Regions from separate parts of the Homo sapiens genome. Here region 2 is linked to region 1. A link is a loop called in an ENCODE intact Hi-C map of the cell type or tissue named here. Cell type or tissue: prostate gland. All regions are shown on one strand. Links, peaks and the distances in the headings refer to the core of each region. The heading gives the core; the rest is flanking DNA. Region 1 holds the start of NPW (neuropeptide W). Region 2 overlaps ECI1 (enoyl-CoA delta isomerase 1).

Region 1 (8,315 bases), core at 287-8,286:
CTCAGGTGCTAGGATGTATCTCACCTCCACCATTTACCCAACATGATCTGGGGCAGGTCAGTTCTCCCTGGGCCTCAGTTTACTCGTTGGTGAGTGGAGTCAATAATAGTTCCACTCATGACATTGTCTGGAGGTCAAGATGAGATAGTTCATGATGACCCAAAACGAGATCCCTGGTGTCTGGGACCCAGGGGCTGCCCCATGACTGACATGGTTGCTGAGGGAGGGCTGGATTCACCCTTGCTGGGAGGTCAGGAAAGACTGTGTCAGGCTCTGCCCTCTGGGAGGGGGTTGTTAAGCCCAGATGGCCACAGAGGGAAATTCTGAGGGACTGTCTGGCCCTGCGCCTTTTTTTTTTTTTAAGATGCAGTTTCGGCCGGGCACAGTGGCTCACGCCTATAATCCCAGCACTTTGGGAGGCCGAGGCGGGCGGATCACAAGTCACAAGGTCAGGAGATCAAGACCATCCTGGCTAACGTGGTGAAACCCCGTCTCTACTAAAAATACAAAAAATTAGCCGGGCGTAGTGGCGGGCACCTGTAGTCTCAGCTACTCGGGAGGCTGAGGCAGGAAAATGGCGTGAACCTAGGAGGCGGAGCTTGCAGTGAGCCGAGATCGCGCCACTGCACTCCAGCCTGGGCAACAGAGCCAGAATCCGTCTCAAAAAAAAAAAAAAAGATGCAGTTTCGCTCTTGTTGCCCAGGCTGGAGTGCAATGATGCAATCTTGGCTCGCTGCAACCTCCGCCTCCCGGGTTCAAGCGATTCTCCTGCCTTAGCTTCTCAAGTAGCTGGGATTACAGGTGCCTGCCACCATACCCAGCTAATTTTTTGTGTTTTTCGTAGAGATGGGGTTTCACCACGTTGGCCAGGCTGGTCTTGAATTCATGACCTTAGGTGATCCGCCCGCCTCGGCCTCCCAAAGTGCTGGGATTACAGGTGTGAGCCACCGCGCCCGGCCAAGGATCTGGGCCATTTAAGTGGAGTCTTGAAGGATGAGTAGGTGTTAGGCACAGACGCACAGAGGCAGGCAAAGCCACAGGCTGTTGGTTTAGGCAAAAATTGAGACTGGCTGGATAAAGTGGTCTTGGGGGACCATCACCAGAGAGGAGGCGCTGGAGGTCTGCAAGGCCTTGTCCTGCCCCTCCAGGGGTAGAGGTTCCAGGAGGGGCTGACTTTTTCTCCTGGAAGCCTCACAGAACTGCAGACCCCACGGATGGCTTGGTGTTGCCAACATGAGGCTTCTAAGGCTTCTGCGGGGAGATGGGTTGGTGGGGAGAAGCTGGGGGTGGCAGTGGACAGGACAGGGTGTGGGGACAGCTTTGGGAGCTATGCTAGGCAAGGACAAGGGACAACTCTTGGGGGGACTCACCCAGAGGGGTCTTGAATGGTGCTGAAGGCCCCCGACAGCCCTCCTGCAATAGCCACTGTAGCTCTGCCTGCACCTGGGCCTTCGCTCTGCTGTCGTCCCACCGGCAGGAGTCTGGCTAAAGGGGCATCCCTCAGCCCTACTCCCTCATCAGTGTTCCCAGTACCCACTCCCTGGCACTTCCACTCCTAGAGGGAGGAGGCTGAGCAGGCAGAGAATGGGACGTGTCCCCTCAGAGGAGCCTCGAGCCCAGTTCCAGCCAGCGGCCCACTCAGTGAGGTGCTCAAGTACCCACGTCCCCCGCCAGCTGCCAGGGTTCCCTCTCCTCCCTCCGTCCCTCCCCCCATCTGGGGAGCCCAGCGGTACTGAGGGGGCGGAACGAGGCGGGGCCACCGAGCGGTTATAGCTGGGCCTGCAGGGGACCCACGGCTCGCCTCCAGCCTCCTGCGCTCCGGTACCTGGGCGTCCCAACTCCACTGCGCGCCCAAACCCAGCCGAGCCGGTTCGTGGCCCGCCCCGCCGGGCGGCCGTCGACGCGAGCGCCCTGGCGTGGCGCCCAGGGGAGCGGGGGGCTCCCGCGAGCCGGCCGCGGCTGGCACTGCTGCTGCTTCTGCTCCTGCTGCCGCTGCCCTCCGGCGCGTGGTACAAGCACGTGGCGAGTCCCCGCTACCACACGGTGGGCCGCGCCGCTGGCCTGCTCATGGGGCTGCGTCGCTCACCCTATCTGTGGCGCCGCGCGCTGCGCGCGGCCGCCGGGCCCCTGGCCAGGGACACCCTCTCCCCCGAACCCGCAGCCCGCGAGGCTCCTCTCCTGCTGCCCTCGTGGGTTCAGGAGCTGTGGGAGACGCGACGCAGGAGCTCCCAGGCAGGGATCCCCGTCCGTGCGCCCCGGAGCCCGCGCGCCCCAGAGCCTGCGCTGGAACCGGAGTCCCTGGACTTCAGCGGAGCTGGCCAGGTACGTGAGAGGGGAGAGGCCTGGACCGCCGCGGGCAAGGGGGTCTCGGGAGGTCTGAGCCGGAGCACGGAGCCGCGCGTTCAGGGGGCACCCTCGGGCCCTTCCATTCCCTGCTCCGCGCCCAGAAGAGCTTTCCCTGGGCAGGCTCGACCCTGGCACCCGGGGGCGGTGGTTGGAGGGCCACAGCCTCCTCCCCACGGCCTTGCTGTGTTCTCGTTAGAGACTTCGGAGAGACGTCTCCCGCCCAGCGGTGGACCCCGCAGCAAACCGCCTTGGCCTGCCCTGCCTGGCCCCCGGACCGTTCTGACAGCGTCCCCCGCCCGCCCGTGGCGCCTCCGCGCCTGACCCAGGAGGAGTGGCCGCGCGCTTCCAGGAGCCGCTCATAGACCCCGCCTGCCGTCCGGTCAATAAAATCCGCCTGACTCCTGCGCCCCCGCATGCGACCCCTTCGTCTGCTTGTGTACTTTGCCGTCTAGCTCAGGGCGCAGACAGGCGCGCCCACGCCCTGGCAAATGTCAGGGGCCCCTCCCTCGCCGACCAGGGGAAGCGCCGGGCACTCAGCATTCATTTCAAACCTGGATCTCCCGGCACCCCCTCCCTCCCTTAGCCAAAGGCTTCCGCAGATTGATTAAGAACCCCTGGTCCCCTTCTTCTGGGTCATGCCCCGGGAGGAGGGGCCCCTCCACCTGAGCCCCACCTTGCTTCTTGCTTTTTTTTTTTTTTTTTTTTGAGATGCAGTCTCTCTTTGTTGTCCAGGCTGGAGTGCAATGGCGCGATCTCGGGTTACTGCAACCTCCACTTCCCAGGTTCAAGCGATTCTCCCGCCTCAGCCTCCTGAGTAGCTGGGATTACAGGCACCCACCATGATGCCCAGCTAATTTTTGTATTTTTGTAGAGACAGGGTTTCACCATGTTGGACGTGCTGGTCTTGAACTCCTGACCTCAGGTGATCCGCCCACCTCAGCCTCCCTCCCAAAGTGCTGGGATTACAGGCATGAGCCACTGCCCCTGGCTGCTCCTCTGCCTTTTTTTTTTTTTTTGAGACGGAGTCTGGCTATGTCGCCCAGGCTGGAGTGCAGTGGCGCAATCTCGGCTCACTGAAAGCTCCGCCTCCCGGTTTCACGCCATTCTCCTGCCTCAGCCTCCCGAGTAGCTGGGACTACAGGCGCCCGTCACCTCGCCCAGCTAATTTTTTGTATTTTTAGTTGAGACGGGGTTTCACCATGTTAGCCACGATGGTCTCGATCACCTGACCTCGTGATCCGCCCGCCTCAGCCTCCCAAAGTGCTGGGATTACAGGTGTGAGCCACCGCACCCGGCCTGCTTCTCTGCCTTTTATCCCCCTCTGCATGCACTTCTGGTCACTGGCTCCAGCCCCCCCACATAAATGTGCCCTGCCATCTTGAACACCGAGGACCTCCATCCACCAGGCCCCCTCCAGTTCCCTTCCCAAGGGTCTGGGCCCCTCCTCCCTCCCGCTGCCTCTTCAACCCTCTCTAATCTTCCCTGGGACTCCAATGACTGTCCTGGACCCCAAACCACCAAGGTCACATGCCCTGATGCAGCCCACCCTTGGAGCCCTCCTGTGGCCATGTGGCAGGGTCCCCCCTTGGGGCCACCCAGCAAGCATTGGGGGAGAGGTGGTCCTGGGCCTGGCTCCAGGATGCCTCTGTGGAACCAGCTCCCCACCCCCACTTCTAGAAGCCCCCCTCCCCTCACTGGTAGGTCCTTTCCATCTCCAAGGTGTGTCTGTCTCCCAAATGTGGGTGCTTTTTATCTCCACCCCTTCAATTCTTTTTCTTTTCTTTTTTTTTTTTTTTTTTTTGAGACGGAGTCTCCAGCCCATGCTGAAGAGGCACTATCTCGGCTCACTGCAACCTCCGCCTCTCTGCCTCCCCGGCTCAGATGATTCTCCCACCTCAGCCTCCCCAGTAGCTGGGATTACAGGTGCCCACTACCACGCCCAGCTAATTTTTGTTTTTTTTTTTTTTGAGACAGAGTCTTGCACTGTTGCCCAGGCTGGAGTGCAGTGGCATGATCTCCGCTCACTGCAAGCTCCGCCTCCCGGGTTCACACCATTCTCCTGCCTCAGCCTCCCGAGTAGCTGGGACTACAGGCGCCCACCACCACGCCCAGCTAATTTTTGTATTTTTAGTAGAGACGGGGTTTCACCATGTTGGCCAAGATGGTCTCGATCTCCTGACCTCGTGATCCGCCCGCCTTGGCCTCCCAAAGTACTGGGATTACAGGCGTGAGCCACCGCGCCCGGCCAACAGCCAATTCTTATGGAGCCCTTGGTTCCATCTAGCCCTCCCTCCGGCTCTGTGCTGGGTGAAGAGGTGGTCACACACCTCACAGGGCAACTCATTCTCCTGCGAGCTCATTCCTTCCCACTCCTGCCCCTGTTCCTCACTGAACCTGACCTCTAAGAACATGGATGTCCTGACCTCGTCACCACCACACCACGCCTCAAGGGCTCCCCACTGCCTATGGGACGATACCCGTGCTCTGGCAGGGCTGGCTCTGTCTGCTCTCACCGCCCCTCCCACTGCCTCCTCCCCCTTCCCCACCGCCTGCTCCAGACTGCAGATTCCAGGACAGCCCGGGACCTCCCCCGCCGAAGGAGGACTCCAGGGCCCCAGGCTGGGTTAAATGTTCTTCCTGGGGCTGCTTCAGCTCTGGCCTCCCCTTGCGCAGGCCAAGGTGCTCAAAGCTCTGTTCTCGCGGGGCTGGCGGGGGGGCGTTCAGTGATGTTCCCTGGTGCTTGCCTGGTCCAAGATGGGGAGACAGAGCCCATGAGAGGCTTCTCTGCCTCCCCCACTCCACACCCTTATTCCCCTGCAGCGCAACCAGGCCTAGGGCGCCAGCCTCACCCCAGTCCCCACCCCACAGGACTGGATCGAGTGGAAGGAAGCCAGATGGGCAGGATCCTGGGGCAACTCCTCGCACGATGCAATGCCACCAGTTCCGGCCAGGTGGCGCTGCGCGGCTACTGTTCCGGGCGGTAGCGTCCGACTCGCGCCTCCAGCAACGGGCGGGGCTAGAGCCGCAGTGGGCGGGGCCACGACGGGTGGGCGGGGTCGCCCCGTCGGCGGCAGCGGTTTCCTGCCTCTCCCCACTCTTGGGTCGTCGCAGTCCCCCGGCCTTCTCTCTCTGTCTGGTCTGTGGGTCTCTGTTGGTCACCTCCTTCTGTCGCGCTGGCTCCGCCTGCTCCAGTTTCAGAATGTAAAGAGAGGCATGGTGCAGCCTGAGGGAAGAGGCCCTAGGCGCGGTCTGGTTATGCTTGAAGGGCCATTAATGTCCATTAGGAAGCCCCGCCTGCCTGAGCAGCTCTGGACCATTACCGGGAGTCGGAATAGTGGCCCCACCCCCAGACAGGGCCCCAGGCCACGGCCACACCCCGGAGCCCCGGTCCAGGTCCAGGCTCGGGCTCCCTGAGATCGCTGGGACCTTGCTGGAGGGATGCGGGTTCAAGGCCCGAAGGAAAGGTCCTGCCAAAACAGGAGTGCACGGGCGGCCCCCACCCCGGTGGACCCCCCACCGACAGCCCAGGGGAACGGCTGAGACCTGCTCTCCCTCTGCTGGATAGGACCCACGCCTGGGTAGCATGCTGGCAGGCGTGGGTTAAGGGGGTTGGGTGGAGAGTTGGGGGATCTCCCAAGCCTCTGATTGCCTCTGCCTTGACTTTCTTCCCTCCTGCTGGGGCCCGGGGAGCCCACGTCACCCACACCCCATCTGCACCCCACAGAACCAGGAAAATAAAGTCCACCCTCCTCTCGATGCTGACCCTACTCCCTCCCGCCCACCTCCCTAGCCCTTTCTTCGAGACACCAAGCACTTTGCGGCCCCTGAACACCTTTGCCCAGGTGCTTCCCTTCGCCTTTCTCTGCCTCCAGCGCAGCACCCATACGGGCCAAGGTCAGCCTCGGACCAGGGCTGAGAGCTTCCGGAGGCTGGCTGGAGAAGAGGCCTGGGAGGGTTTGCCCCCGAGAGCTTCTAGGTCACCCTTCCTCGCCTGTTCCTCCAGGCCCCTGGACTCACTGTCCCCTCTCACTGACTCTGCACCTCCTCTGAAATCGTGACCTCTGGTTCCTCTCTGGCTGCCTCATTCCTCCTGCTCCCTGCTTTGCTAGGCCCACTTCCTTTGTTGCCCGGCCCTTTGCTACTCTGTTACCCTCCTCAGCTCCTTCATGGCTTTGGGGACTCTTTTGTTAACTCTGTAGCAGCAGTGTGTCCGGTGATATTTCCTTGGTTCCTGGCCCTGGTTGTGACCTCATGTCCCTTGTGGCCCCTCCCTCTGCCATGCTGTTCTCCATCCCATCTTTTTTTTTTTATTTGTTTTTAAATTATTTATTTATTGTTTTTGAGATGGTGTCTAGCTCTGTTGCCCAGGCTGGAGTGCAGTGACGCAATCTCAGCTCACTGCAACCTCCGCCTCCTGGGTTCAAGCGATTCTCCTGCCTCAACCTCCCCAGTAGCTGGGATTACAGATGCCCACCACCACGCCTGGCTAATTTTTTTTGTATTTTCAGTAGAGACGGGGTTTCGCCACATTGGCCAGGCTGGTCTCGAACTCCTGACCTCAGGTGATCCACCCACCTCGGCCTCCCAGAGTGTTGGGATTACAGGCGTGAGCCACTGCTCCGGCCCCTCAGCCCATCTTCAGTCACTGGGAGTAGGAATCAGCTGAGTCCTGGGCCAGGGAAGGATGGTGTATGCCCAAGGCTGATCAGGCGTCTGCCCCACCCAGGGCGGGTAAGGTCTGCAAGCCCCCTTACCCAGGGGACCTGGGGCTGCTGGAGTCTCCCATCCAGCCACCTCCCTCGACTCTAGTGTGGCCAGGAAGCTACAGCCTGCCAGGTTTTGGGTGGACCTGGTTGGTGTGGGATGACCCCCTAAGCCCAAACAGGTGTGGTATGTGGGGTGCGTGGTGGTGGGTCACACTGCCCACAGCCATCTTCACAGACTCCAAGGGTGGCAGCACCAGGCTGTGTCCAGGGAGGCCAGCCACAGGCCAGACAGGCAGCCTCTGGACATGCAGACAGAGAGATGGAAGCGGCCGGCCGGGCGGGAGCCTGAAGCAGCCTTACCCAGGAATTGCAGGGGTTGGGGTGGCGAGCAGTCGCGGCGCCTCAGCCTAAGTGGCTTTTAGGGGCAGCTGCCGGGATATGGGCACCCAGGGGGCCATGGCCCAGGAGGCTGCCCAGAGGCGAGCCCTGTGCTTGGGTGGGGGCAGGGGAGCCCAGCCCAGGGCCCCGGAGAGACGAGAGGGAGAGGAGGACTGCGCCAAGCCTGCTTCTACGGCTCACATGGGGAATTGCCTGGGCTGGCTGTGCCTGACCCCTGGGAACCAGGTATGTGCAAGGGGGCCTGGCTGGGCTGGGGAGGAGGGCAGACTGGGGCTGTGCCTGGACTCAGCTACCTTCCTATATTGGAGACAGAGGAAGAGCTGGGTGGTGAAGATAGCATGGACTCCGAATCTCACATCCCTGGGCCCAAATGGAGCTGAGGAGGCTTCGTGGGTCTTTTCCCTCTCCAGGCCTGTTTGCAGGTCTGTGAAGTGGCCGGTCCCCTAGGGTTGTTCCAGGTAAAATGCACTTAGGCCTAAATGATTTCACTGTGGTGGTGACTGTCCTGTTGGGGAAGGAGGGACACTCGTGCTTCAGGTAGAGGCTGAGGGACGTGGACGGCTGTGGGCAGGGGAGGGGAGGCCTGCTGCCTGCCTGTGGACACTGTGGAGCAGCGCCTGTGCACACCCAGAGCTTAGAGCCCAAATAATTCAGTGGAGTGTAGCCCATGTCAGGAGGTGGGTAGCAGGGACCCTCGAGACTCATATCCTTTTGTCACCCTGCAAAGTCACAGTCCAGGCCTGGGGTGGGCTGGGACACAAGTGAGGGGGCCGGCCCGGCCAAGGGAAAGAATGGCAGCAGGGCGTGGGAACCGACGCGGTGCAGATAGGCCGAACACGGTGGGTAGGCCAGGGAGTCTCCCAG
Region 2 (8,315 bases), core at 177-8,176, 220 kb after region 1:
TCACTGCAGCCTTGAATCCCTGGGCTCAGGTGATCCTCTCACCTCAGCCTCCTGAGTAGCTGGGACTACAGGCGTGCACACACATCCTGGCTAATTTTGTATTATTTATTTATTTATTTTTGAGATGGAGTCTGTCTCTGCCACCCAGGCTGGACTACAGTGGCGTGACCTTGGCTCACTGCAACCTCCGCCTCCCAAGTTCAAGCACTTCTCCTGCCTCAGCCTCCTGAGTAGCTGGGATTACAGGAGCATTACCATGCCCGGCTAATTTTTGTATTTTTAGTAGAGAAGGGGTTTCACCATGTTGGTCAGGCTGATCTCGAACTCCTGACCTCAGGTGATCCACCCTCCTTGGCCTCCCAAAGTGCCGGGATTGCAGGTGTGAGCCACCGCGCCCAGCGACTTAACGTGTCATTTTCACTCAACTATATTATGAAGAATATTTCCACGACGCAGGAGGCTGAGGCAGGAGAATGGCACGAACCCAGGAGGTGGAGGTTGCAGTGAGCTGAGATCGCACCACTGCACTCCAGCCTGAGCAAGAGGGAGACTCCATCTCAAAAAAAATAAATAAAATAAAAATAAAAAAATTTCCATGGCACTATATTAAATACTGTCTTACAGCACAGGAAATGGCAGCACAGCCTTCAGTCATTTGTATCAGGGTTGGCAAATCTGGCTTCTCAAGGCCCTGAAGCTATGAATAGTTTTTACTTTTTTTGAGAGGAGTCTCACTCTGTCGTCCTGGCTGGAGCGCAGTAGCATGATCTTGGCTCACTGCAACCTCCGCCTCCCAGGTTCAAGTGATTCTCCGGCCTCAGCCTTCCCAAGTAGCTGGGATTACAGGTACCTGCCCCCACACCCGGCTAATTTTTGTATTTTTAGTAGAGACGGGGTTTTGCCATGTTGGCCAGGCTGGTCTAAAACTCCTGACCTCAGGTGATCCGCCCACCTTGGCCTCTCAAAGTGCTGGGATTACAGGCTTCAGCCACTGTGCCGGGCTGGTTTTTACATTTTTGAATAGTTGAAAATCAAAAGAAGGTTAGTATTTTGTGACATGTGAAAATTATGTGAAACTCAAATTTCAGTGTCCATAAAATTTTTTTTGTTGTTTTTGAGACAGAGTCTCACTCTGTCACCCAGGCTGGGGTACAATGGCATGATCTTGGCTCACTGCAACCTCTGCCTCCCAAGTTCAAGCGATTCTCCTGCCTCAACCTCCCAGTAGCTGGAATTACAGGCACGTGCCATCACGCCCGGCTCATTTTTTTTTTTTTTTTTTGAGACAGAGTCCTGCTCTCTGTTGCTCAGGCTAGAGTACAGTGGTGCGATCTCAGCTCACTGCAAGCTCCGCCTCCCGGGTTCACGCCATCCTCCTGCCTCAGCCTCTCGAGTAGCTGGGACTACAGGCGCCCGCCGCCACACCTGGCTAATTTTTGTATTTTTAGTAGAGACAGGGTTTCACCGTGTTAGCCAGGATGGTCTTGATCTCCTGACCTTGTGATCCGCCCGCCTCGGCCTCTTAAAATGTTGGGATTACAGGTGTGAGCCACCGCGCCTGGCCCATTTCTGTATTTTTAGTAGAGATGGGGTTTCACCATGTTGGCCAGGCTGGTCTTGAACTCCTGATCTCAAGTGATCTGCCTGCCTCAGCCTCCCAAAGTGCTGAGATTACAGGCGTGAGCCACCGCACCTGGCCCACTGTCCATAAAGCTTTGCCGGAACACAGCTATACCTGTCAGTTTACGTCTCCTCTGTGGCTGCTTTCTGCTACAAAGGTCTTACCTACAGAGCCCACAAGCCACCTGGCCCTTTAGAGACAGAATTTGCTGGGCCCTGGTCTATACCATCGCTGATATGACCAGCTCTTTTTCTATGAAGTGGACAATTGTCTTTGTAGTAGGTTGAAAAGTGTGCCCCAAAAGATAGGTCCAAGCCCTAACCACTGCTCTGGAACTTGGAAGTGTGACCTTATTTGGAAAGAGTCTCTGCAGATGTAATTAAGTTGGGATCATCTTGGATTTAAGGTAGGTCCTAAATCACATGGCAGGTGTCCTGAGAAGGGAGAGAGAGACCTGAGACCCACAGAAACACAGGGGAGAAAGCTGCGTAAGGATGGAGGCAGAGATTAGAGCGAGGCGCCCACAAGCCCAGGGAGGCCTGGAGCCAGCAGAAGTGGGCGGGGCAGGAAGGAGCCTCCCTGGAACGCAGGGAGGAAGTGCAGTCCTGCCCACACTTTGATTTTGCACCTCTGGTCTCCAGCACCGTGAGATGAGCTTCTGCGGTCTGGGCCACCCGGTCTGTGCTGCGTTGTTACAGCAGCCTCCTGACACCCACATGGCTGTGATTATCAACAGTCTCCCGAAGTCACGATGTCCACAGAAAACCTTTGGGTGGAGAACCTTCTGGTCTCCCCAGCATCATCGGGCGCCCGCCATGCCCCGTGCCTCACCTGGAATGGCCATCCACTGGGCTATCGCTGACAGCGCAGTGCTCTGCACCTGCTCCTCCGGGACCACCTGGTCCACTATGCCCACCTGCAGGGCCTCCGCCGGCGGGAAGAGCAGCCCCAGCTGCAGGGCACGCTCCGCCGCCCGGTGCCCGATGGTGTTCTCCAGGGTGTCTTTCAACCTGGAAATGCAGACACCCACTCACCACATGGCCCCAGGCGGGTCTGTTCCCTCCACAACAAGCATGGAGCGTGGCTGCAGCCCAGGGCCTTACCAGAAAGGGGCGATGATGCCCAGCTGGGTCTCATTGAGTCCTATGCAGTACCTGGGGTTGTCCGCCAGGATGCGGTAGTCACAGGTCAGGGCCACCAGGCAGCCTCCAGCGGGGCAGGCTCCCTGCAGGGAGAGGCCGGACAGGGCTCTTAGGTGCTGCTGGTCCCAACCACATTCCAGAGGGCCAGGTCCAAGGAAGGAGGGCCTGTGCCCTTGGCGCACCCCGACCCCCGCAGGGTTCAACACCCACAATGGTCTGGGCTGGGCTGGGTGTGCACTGGGAAATGGATGAGGAAGGAACTGGCCCCTTAGCGCTCGGCAAGGAGGGTCTGAGGCTCGTCCTCAGCCGAGGGTCATTAGTTCTTCGGCAACAGATAAATCACTTTTAAAAACCATTCAGTTAGGGGAGCAAGTCGCTTGTCCTCTCAGTGCTTTTACTCAATGCTAAAATGCCACACAAGCATTTAGTCATAACTGTCATGCCCCAAGGGGGCCCCGATACCACCCCAGCAGCTAGCGCAACCAGGATGTCCTGGGAACCCCACACTCACCCTGTGGTCACTGCAGGTACCCACTGCCCCGCGCAGGACCCATCCTGTCTGCATGGCCGTGCACCCTTGAGGCTTCCTCTCACACCAGCCCTCCCCTCCACCAGGCTCCGGCCCACACCCGGCTTGTCACAGCCACCCCGCAGGACACCCTGGTTCCTGAGGTTAAGCCCCCGTGTTGTTCTCGGCTTCCCTGGCCTTCCCCCAGAAGGGATGGAGTGATGTTTCCAAAATGTGGGTCCGATCACCCACTCACCCACACAGCCTCCACCCAGGCTGGCATCAACCCCAGGCCCTGGTCCCTACCCACTGGCTCTTTTCTGGGTCTTGTCTGATTGACCCAGGCCAGGGCCCTCACCCGAGGCCCACCTTTCTCAACACGCCCCGTGGTCTGCGATGGCGCTCACCTGTGCACATCTCAGGGCCTCTCCAACCGTCCCCTTCCCCTGTGAGAGATTCCAAGGGCAGGACAGTGTCTGTCCCACCCCCTGGCGCTGGCCCAGAACAGCCAGCGAGGCCACCTGGGAGTGGGGACACTCACGTTGATGGCGGAGACCAGCACCAGGTTGGACTGGTACAACCGCAGCCACAGCTCCTGAACGGCCTTCCAGTACCCAGCGTAGTGGGCGGGGCTCCTCCCACACATCTCCGTCAGGTCCAGGCCGGCCGAGAAGACACCCGGGCGGTCCTGCAGGGGGAGCCGGGGCCACATGCCCATCAGAGTCCACCTCCCAGCTGGCATCACAGCAGGAGGGCTGGGGAGCCCAGGTGCACGACGCACAGCAGGGCCAGGTCACGCTCAGGGTGTGGGTGCTGCCCCACAGAGCCAGGACTAGGCGCTCCAGGGACTCGGCCAAGGCTTCTCCTGGACCTGGCTTCCCTGTACTTCCCAGAACATTCTTCCCTTTCCCGCTTCAAACTGGATAGGAGAGGACAGGCAGCGCCAGGCACCTCTCAGGGACATAAGTGCGCCGGCCCTCTGGCTCTGCACGCCTGGCTCGGGCAGAAGAACCCAGAGGTGTGGTGAAGACTCCTGAGAATCCAGAGGAGCTGCACGTTCTGAATCATTTACCCGCAAAGGGCCAAGCAAGCCAGGGACCCCCGTGTGGACCAGGAAGTGCTAGGGTGGGAGAATGATCTGGAATGTGTGGGTTTCTCAGCAGCTACCAAGGAAGGGCGAGGGGTGAGCACAGGTGGAAGGGACCCTCCCACGGCTGGAGTAGCGGGCGCCAGCACAGGAGCCTCAGACTCCCAGTCAGGGCTGCCGGCCAGGGAGGCGGGCTCGGGGAGGAGTGGAGAACCCACCCTGGGGACCCTGCATGGTCACAGCCCCCTGAGCAAATGACAAGGGTACCTTCCCCTCTGCACAACACGGCACGTTTTCCTCCCGAGGGCCAGACCCCCCAAGGCTGTGGGTGAACTTGTTCCTGCAGCTGAACCCAGCTCACCCTGACTCACACAAGCAGAGCTGGGTGGATGTTTACCCCGCCCTGTCTGCAGGAAGGAGGGCGACAGCCACCTAATGTGTGCGAGGAGGAGGCGGCTGGGACAGATGGGATGGCCTCCACATCCTCAGGCGATGTGAAAAAGCCAGGAACGGTGCGGGTGGGCAACGCAGCTCCGCTGTTCCCAAACAGGTGTGAGCTGGTGCCGCACAGAATGGGTAGGCCGGTCCTTTGTTTCTACAAAACGCGTTCTACTTCCGTTACTCAAAACCCAGGCCTGGCGTGGTGGCTCATGCCTGTAATCCCAGAGCTTTGGGAGGCCAAGATTGGAGAACTGCTTGAGGCCAGGAGTTCAAGACCAGCCTGGGCAACATAGCAAGACCCCGCCTGTACAAAAAAGTAAAAATTAAGCAAAAAAATTAACCAGGTGCAATGGCTCGCACCTGTAATCCTAGCACACTGGGGAGCCGAGGTGGGAGGAGTGCTTGAGCCCAGGAGTTCAAGACCAACGTGGGCAATAAAGGCACTGTCTCTCCCAAAAATTTTAAAAATTTTCAAGATTCAAGAATCGCTTGAACCCAGGAGGCGGAGGTTGTAGTAAGCCAAGATCACGTCACTGTACTCCAGCCTGGGCAAGAGAGGGAGATTCTGTCTCAATAAATATATAAGGCTGGACGTGGCCAGCACTTTGGGAGGCCGAGGTGGGCAGATCACTTGAGGTCAGGAGTTCTAGGCCAGGCCCTGTAAAGCCACGCCAGCCTCCGAGGACCCCTCACTCCCCTCACCTCAGCCAATGCCCGCTTCTCCTCAAGGGTCCCATCCTCCTGGGCCTGACACTGCTTACTGCCCCTCGGCGATGTTGGTAATGACACCGTTCCCACAGATGACACGCCTAGCGTTCGCCAGCACTCAGGCAACATTTAGAGTCCCCTGCACAAGAACTCAGACCAAAGAGGTTCACCCTTGAGAACTCGCCCTGAAGACTGGCCCACAGAGGATCAGAGAGCATGGGTATTGTTCGCAGGACTGGCTCAGGGCACCCAAGTGATCCTAGTGGGGAGCACTCCAGGAACCCACCACCAGGTGTGCTTAGGGTCCAAGGTGACCCCATAGATGCATGGCTCTCCCTCACTCGCTGCCCACAGCTCTCCCCAGTGTCCGCCTGGACGACGGCCCGGGCAGGGAAGGCTGTCTCCCAGGAAGGCGGTCTCCCAGGAGGGCTGCCTCTTGGGAAGGCTGTCTCCCGGGAAGGGCGTCTCTTGGGAAAGCTGTCTCCTGGGAAGGCTGTCTCTGAGACTGGTCCACCTTCACCTTTGGGAATGATCTGCTTGAGGCCCATGGCAGTTTGGGTCCCTGCTGGGGCACACCCAGACGGTGCTCCTGGAAGCCTCCCGTGAAGGCGCCTGGAGTCCAGGGTGGTGGGGCTGCCGGCTGGCCTGTGCCACACGTTGGCAGGCTCTGCCTCTTCCATGTGCAACAGGCCTGGGCTCACATCAGAGAACTCAGGCCAAGAACTCGGGCTGGGGTAGGGAGCTGAACTAGCACCTACCGAGGTCAGAATGACACCGCGGAAGCTCTTGTCATTCTCCAGCTTCTCCAGGCTGATGACCAGCTCCGTCAGAAACTCCAGGCTCAGGCTGTTCACTGGGGGGTTCTTGAATTTCATCACAGCGACCCCTAATTTAAAGAATGAGAAGAGAAAGCTCACACCTGGCACTGGAAAAGCAGCCTGACCAGCCTGCACCCTCAACTAAGCCATGATAGCTGTGCATTTTGGGGGTTTTATTTATTAATTTATTTATTTAGAGACAGAGTCTCGCTCTGTCACCCAGGCTGGAGTGCAGTGGCGCGATCTCAGCTCACTGCAAGCTCTGCCTTCCGGGTTCACACCATTCTCCTGCCTCAGCCTCCTGAGTAGCTGGGACTACAGGTGCCCACCACCACGCCCGGATAATTTTTTTCTTTTAAGTAGAGACAGGGTTTCACCGTGTTAGCCAGGATGGGCTCGATCTCTTGACCTCGCGATCTGCCCACGTCGGCCTCCCAAAGTGCTGGGATTACAGGCGTGAGCCCCCGCGCCTGGTCCTATTTTTATTTACTTTTTTGAGACGGAGTTTTGCTCTTGTTGCCCAGGTTCAAGTGCAATGGAGCGATCTTGGCTCACCGCAACCTCTGCCTCTTGGGTTCAAGCGATTCGACTGCCTCAGCCTCCCGAGTAGCTAGGATTACAGGTGCGTGCCGCTACATCCAGCTAATTTTGTATTTTTAGTAGGGACGGGGTTTTCTCCATGCTGGTCAGGCTGGTCTTGAACTCCCAACCTCAGGTGATCCGCTCGCCTCGGCCTCCCAAAGTGCCAGGATTACAGGCGTAAGCCACAGCGCCCGGCCTGGGGGTTATTTTTTTATTATTATTATTTTTGAGACAGGGTCTCACTCTATCACCTAGGAGTGCAGGGGTGTGATCTCTGGTTACTGCAGCTTTGACCTCCTGGGCTCCAGCGATCCTCCCAACTCAGCCTGCTGAGTAGCTGGGATTATAGGCAAGCGCCACCACACCCAGTTAATCTTTTTTATTTTTTAGTACAGACGAGGTCTTATTTTGTTGCCCAGGCTGGTCTTGAACTCCTGAGCTTAAGTGGTCCTTCTGCCTCAGGCTCCCAAAGTGCTAGATTACAGGAGTGAGCCCTTGGTTTTTTACATTGAAGTAAGATCGATATAACATAAATTAACAATTTTATTTATTCTATATAAACTGCATGCTTTTTAAATCAACCATTCTCTCTTTCTCTCTCTATCATTTTTTTCTGAGACAGAGTCTCGCTCGTCGCCCAGGCTGGAGTGCAGTGGCGCGATCTCAGCTCACTACAACGTCCACCTCCCGGGTTCAAGCGATTCTCCTGCCTCAGCCTCCTGAGTAGCTGGGACTACAGGTATGCGCCACTATGCCCAGCTAATTTTTGTATTTTTAGTAGAGATGGGGTTTCACCATGTTGGTTGGCCAGGATGGTCTCGATCTCTTGACTTCGTGAACACCTCGCCTCGGCCTCCCAAAGTGCTGGGATTACAGGTGTGAGCCACCATGCCCGGCCAAATTAACCATTTTCTATCTTTATTTTTTTTTTGAGACAAGAGCCTCGCTCTGTTGCCCAGGCTGGAGTGCAGCAGCGCTATCTCGGCTCACTGCAACCTCTGCCTCCTGGGTTCAAGCCATTCTTCTGCCTCAGCCTCCTGAGAAGCTGGGATTACAGGACACACCACCATGCCTGGCTAATTTTTGCATTTTTAGTAGAGACGGGGTTTCACCAGGTTGGCCAGGCTGGTCATGAACTTCTGACCTCAGGTGATCCTCCTGCCTCGGCCTCCCAAAGTGATGTGATTATAGGTATGAGCCACTGTGCCCAGCCTAAATTAGCCATTTTTAAGTAAACAAGTCAGGCACTTACACAATTCAGTATACTGACTGTGTTGTGCAACTATCGCCGCTGCCTAGTTCCAGAACCTTTTCATTGTCCCAAAAGGAATCCCTGTCCCCATGAGCAGTTGCTCCTCATCCCACCCCTAGCCCCTGGAAGCCGCCAGTCTGCGTTCTGTGTCTGCGG

Evidence for each region. Hi-C counts contacts between places; a loop is a spot of excess contacts. Peaks named below come from ENCODE experiments on the same cell type or tissue, not always from the same donor. Only the 100,000 strongest peaks of a DNase experiment are listed, where the experiment ranks them.
Region 2: a loop joins it to region 1, with 2.6 times the contacts of the local background. A loop is called at or near these places in 12 of 110 quality-filtered maps.

What each region holds. Positions count from the first base shown.
Region 1 is chr16:2,017,991-2,026,305 of GRCh38, forward strand. It overlaps NPW (neuropeptide W), which reads left to right and starts at 1,795. Exons shown (of 2, transcript NM_001099456.3): 1 at 1,795-2,322; 2 at 2,543-2,765. The coding sequence starts at 1,912. The coding sequence ends at 2,629. RefSeq lists silencers at 2,538-2,832, 5,307-5,486 and a cis regulatory region at 4,618-6,307. In prostate gland, for the core only: a CTCF peak has its summit at 5,281; a DNase peak (open chromatin) is centred at 5,351; H3K4me3 peaks cover 1,213 bases; H3K27ac peaks cover 1,471 bases; H3K27me3 peaks cover 394 bases.
Region 2 is chr16:2,240,594-2,248,908 of GRCh38, forward strand. It overlaps ECI1 (enoyl-CoA delta isomerase 1), which reads right to left. Exons shown (of 7, transcript NM_001919.4): 3 at 6,266-6,393; 4 at 3,813-3,959; 5 at 2,725-2,846; 6 at 2,453-2,631. ECI1-AS1 (ECI1 antisense RNA 1) reads left to right here. Exons shown (of 2, transcript NR_186393.1): 1 at 1-497; 2 at 1,042-1,225. Among named protein-coding and RNA genes, the nearest start is that of ECI1-AS1, 4.2 kb to the left of the region's middle. In prostate gland, for the core only: no CTCF peak of the experiment used is centred there; a DNase peak (open chromatin) is centred at 3,909.